Linked DNA regions of Homo sapiens: region 1 is linked to region 2. A link is an interaction called in ENCODE POLR2A ChIA-PET data of the cell type or tissue named here. Cell type or tissue: OCI-LY7. All regions are shown on one strand.

Region 1 (2,500 bases), 490 kb after region 2:
GCCTCCACTACAGAGGCGTGAGCAAAACTCATGATCAAAACTCATTTCCTAGCTTCCTTTGCATCTAGGAGTAGCCTTGTGATCCAGGAGACGTAATTGTCCACGAAACATAAGGGAAAGCTCACTTGGGGTTTCCTGAGAAAGACTTTCTTCTATGATAAAAGAAGAGATGAAAGCAAACAAAGTCTCTCTTGCTACCTTGGCTTTCCCCCTTATTCTTGCTTTTGGATGCAGGTTGGGGGTCGTGGGTGCTGATGCTTGGAGCTGTGGCAGCCATTTCACAACCATGAAAGGAAGGTCAAGAGAATTGCCAAGATGCCAACCCAGTTGATTCTGAAGCTACTGAATCAACTCTTGAACCATCTACAACCAGACTTCTTGTTAAGTAAACAATAACTGTTCTCAAGATTTAAGCCCCTCTTCATCAGGTTTTTTGTTACTTGGGGCCAAACACATTCTAACTGTTAAAATGTATGATCCAGGGCAGGTTACACAATGTCTCTTAAACTTCATGCTTTTGTTGAGATCTTTCTGACACACCAAAGCTCTTCCCATACCCCAGATGCTTCTCTACACAGGAGGTTTCCTGGCAGAGCATGGGTATGTGTGTGGGAATGGGGGAGTGGTGGATGAGGGGGGTGCAATTAATGTGGCCTTTGTACAGAGCCCATTACAAATGGGTGGGATTGGTTATGTGCACAAGGTGGTTTTTAGGTATGTGGATGAGGGGAAAAGGAGATCCCTGAGCCTCATCAGAAATATAAAAAGAAATTATAACATCATTTGAGATACATGAAAGTTAAGCAGAAAAGGGAGAGTGGAATGAAATTCTCAAAAAAGAAAGCAAGTGTAGTAGTGCAATATTGCTGTGATAATACTGCATGACAAGCAACCCTCACGATAACAACCATTTTTTTTCTTGCTCATAGATCTGTGGGTTGACTGTGTTGGCTCTGCTTCAGGCTAAGGGAAAGGTTCAGGTTTCCTCCAGTTGTTTCTCATGTTGGGACCAGTGCCAACGGAGCATGTTTATCTTACGGTGGATGGCAGAAGTGCAGGAATGAAAGCCTCTGCTCCTATCATGTCTGCTTAGATCCTATTGGCCAAATCAAGTCCCATGCCTGAGCCCAACAACAGTGGTGTGGGGGAAGTAAACTCTTCCAAATCTAGAGGCAGGTACTTACCACAAAAAAGTGGACATATGATTTCTTTTCTTTGAGACAGGGTCTTACTCTGTTGCCCAAGCTGGAGTGCAGTGTTACATCATAGCTCTTTGCAGCCTCAAATTCCTGGGCTCAAACTGTTCTCCCACCTCAGTCTCCCAAAGTGCTGCGATTACAGGCATGAGTCACCACACCTGGCCGTATTATTCTTTTATACGGAGTGAAGAATTGGGAATAAAATCCCAATCTACCACCGCAGGAGAAGTCACAGAGAAAAATACAGTCAGAGGAGGGGGTTCCTATGAGTGTCCAGTCTCCAGCCATGATGACATTATCCCTTCAGACTACCTGATCCTTTTGGGCTGCACTGATACTCACCAAGGACCCTCCCTCCAACTCCACTCATTATTTCATTTCACAAGTTCAGTTTTTTCCCCATGTTCTCTTCTTTCCTCATCTTTTCTTCCCCCCAATCCTATCTAATATCAGCCAGTAGAATTATCTTTCTTAGTATCTACTTGGATTGGGTCCCTATATCCAGGTAGAGACAGTGAGAAAAGCTAGTGATTACTCTTTTCTTAGACATGAACACCTGGACATTCCCCAGTTGGTGGTTTAACTTCTCCCTCTTTGTTCCTCCATTTATTTTTTAAAATATTTAAGGAAGTCAATGACTTACAGAACCTTTCATGGGCACTTGGATTAAAGAGATACAAGAGGCATAGTCCTTATACTCCAGGAAAGAAGACCTGGAATGTCTTACCTGATGGCCTGGCATTAAACATGCCAGGACAGAGGGATGTGCAGGAGGCTGTGAAAATACACAAAAGCATTGTGAGTTTGGAAGAGAGGGAATGGAGAGGACTCTGATTTTACCCCTACCTATCCTTCCAGGATGATTCCTGGCACACAGCTCTCTGTCTCAGACCCGTTAAATACAATTATTAGTGTGGTTATTGTTTATCTGCCTTTGCCAGTAGGCTGTAAACTCCGTGCACTTAGGGATGTGCCTATTTTGTTCATTTTTGTTGTCTTAGTCCTTTTGGGCTTCTGTAACACAATACCACAGCCTGGGTACCTTATAAACAACAATTTATTTCTCATGGTTTGGGAGTCTGAGAAGTCCAAGATCAAGGCACCAACAGATGTGATATCTGGGGAGGGACTGCTTTCTGGCTCTCAGATGGCACCTTCGCTCTGTGTCCTCACATGGTGGAAGGGGCAAGGCAGCTCTCTGTGGCCCCTTTCATAAGGGCACTAATCCCATTAATGAGGGTGAAACCCTCATGACCTAAGCACTCCCAAAAGCCCCACCTCCTAATATTGTCACATTGGCA
Region 2 (2,500 bases):
TCTCAGCTGCTGTCCCTACAGTGGCACATGATGCTGGGCACCTCACCTAACTGCAGACACCCCTTCTATAAAATGGGAGGGCTCACACTTGTCTTAAAAAGTGGCTGTGGGGATTAATTGGAGCCAACAGTTATACAGTTTTTTTGTTTTTTGTTTTTTGTTTTTTTGAGACAGAATCTCGCTCTGTGACTAGGCTGGAGTGCAGCGGCGCGATCTTGGCTCACTGCAACCTCTGCCTCCCAGGTTCAAGCGATTCTCCTGCCTCAGCCTCCCAAGTAGCTGGGACTATAGGTGTGCGCCACCATGCCCAGCTAATTTTTGTACTTTTAGTAGAGACAGGGTTTCACCATGTTGGCCAGGATGGTCTCGATCTCTTGACCTTGTGATCCGCCCGCCTCAGCCTCCTAAAGTGCTGGGACTGCAGGCTTGAGCCACGGTGCCTGGCCTGTTACACAGTTCTTTCTTACTGCATGCCAGACTGTGCTAAGCATCTTACAAGCATTTAATTTTATAGCAACTCTATGACAGAAAGTATCATTATCCCATAGTACAAAAGAGGCAGCTGAAACTCAGCAAGGTTAGGGAGCTTGGAGCCAGATGGAGCCTGTGCTATTAGGCTATAAAGCAGGGGAGTGAATTAGTATTATGCCTGGCATGTAGTATGGATTTACTGAAAAGTACCCATTCCCTTTTCTGACCTTCTTTTTCCCCTGCCCCCAGCTTCATAATAAGGCATTTCTTAAGGAAGGGCAAGAAAGTAAGCAAGTCCCTGGAAAACATAGTACAAGGCTGTCTAAAACATACACCAGATGCATTTTACCCATGCTTAAGCAACATCCTGTTTTGGATATTCAGCTGGATACAAACCTTCAGAATCTTTTCAGTGATGTTGGGTTGACTCTCTTGATTCTACCACCACATTCTACTCTTTGGTATCTAACTTCACAGCAAGAGTAAAAATAATTATTTTGGGGTATGAATTTTTTAAAACTCTTACCTCCTCAGCAGCTATATCCTACTGGCAGGGCGGTGTTACTACTTCACACAGGGCCAGGGCTAGGGACTGGAATTGTGACACAAACTCTCTTCAACCCATGGAAGTCTGTGCTTCCATGGAGGTCTCTGGAAAGCTGCGGAACAGTCCAGCTGCATCACTGCTTGGTGGCCGGGCATGCTGGGTCCTCCCCAGGCCTCCTGCTGTGTCTGTATTATCAAACTTGCTGAGGCTCAGCTACACAGCAAGGTTCCCAGAGAGTGGCAGTCTCTATCTTACTGTGAGGGGACAGGAAGGAAGGGAAAGTGAGATCACTTCCTGGCAGGCCTGCCAAAGGCCTAGGGGCTGGGTCACACTCCAGGTCTGCCCATGCCAGGCTGGGCACCTCTGGACAAGGCTCTTCCCCTCAAACCTCGGGAGTCTCAAGTGTGGAATGAAGGGGGAAACTGGGTATCTCTGTGGTGGTTCTGAAACATGTCTGCAAATTATCTGACATTCCTCCTCTCGGGAGGTAGAGTTTAATTTCAATTTCCCCGAACGAGCTGGCCTTAATGACCTCTAACAAATAGAATGCAACAAAAATGATTTTGTGTCACCTCCAAGATGAGGCTATAAAGGGTTATACAGCTTTCACCTAGCTCTCTCTGGGGAAACCTGCCTCTAGAGCATTGAGCTGCATATGGGAAATCTGAGGTGGCCGTGCTGTGAGGAAGCCCAAACAGGCCCTATGAAGTAACCACAGGGGAGAGGTCCTGAGACGGCCAGGAAAGAGCAGCAGCCGGCCAGCCTTCAGCGGTGCTGGCCCCAAGCTGCTCCAGTTCCAGCCACCATCTAACTGCAACTGCATAAAAGATCCAAGCCAGAACTGCCCAGCCAAGCTGTTCCCAAATTCCTGACCCACAGAAACCATGAGATATAAGAAACTATTGCTGTTGTTTTAAACCACTGAGTAACAGGGGTGATGGATTATGCAGAAGTGGATAACTGAAGCAATCTCTAATGTTACTTCTAGCTCTGGGGTAAGGGAGGTAAGAGTCTTCTAGCTCTGAAGGAAGGGCAGGAAAGCAAGGAAGTCCTTGGAAAACTGCCCCTCCTTTCACAGTAGGATGGAGACTGCCACTCTCTGAGAACCTTGCTGTGTAGCTGAGCCTCGGCAAATTTAGATCATACATCCGCAGCAGGAGGCCCGGGGAGGACCCAGCATGCCCAGCCACCAAGCAGTGATCCAGATGGACTGTTCTGCTGCTTTCCAGAGACCTTCATGGAAGCACAGACTTTCATGGGTTGAAGACAGTTTGTGTCAATTCTAGTTCCTCTAATTCTATAAAATGCATCTCCAAAATACACCGTGGAGAATGAAAAGAAGCAAGATATTATCTCTATAGTATTCATCCATTCCTTCAGAAAAATTTCACTGATCCCTCAGTGTATACTAGGCTTGGGACTAGATACCACAGATACAAAAACAGTAAGATACCATTGTGCCCCTGAGGGAAGTCCATGGTC

What was found. Peaks named below come from ENCODE experiments on the same cell type or tissue, not always from the same donor. Only the 100,000 strongest peaks of a DNase experiment are listed, where the experiment ranks them.
Region 1: POLR2A ChIA-PET joins it to region 2 with 8 read pairs; 2 of 35 experiments call an interaction of 5 or more read pairs at or near these places.

What each region holds. Positions count from the first base shown.
Region 1 is chr20:44,103,826-44,106,325 of GRCh38, reverse strand. No RefSeq gene overlaps it. Among named protein-coding and RNA genes, the nearest start is that of JPH2, 82 kb to the left of the region's middle. In OCI-LY7, no CTCF peak of the experiment used is centred here; no DNase peak of the experiment used is centred here.
Region 2 is chr20:44,597,388-44,599,887 of GRCh38, reverse strand. The region is part of intron 2 of PKIG (cAMP-dependent protein kinase inhibitor gamma); the gene reads right to left. Among named protein-coding and RNA genes, the nearest start is that of PKIG, 16 kb to the right of the region's middle. RefSeq lists an enhancer at 1,563-2,310. In OCI-LY7, a CTCF peak has its summit at 986; a DNase peak (open chromatin) is centred at 1,287; H3K4me3 peaks cover 1,017 bases; H3K27ac peaks cover 1,805 bases.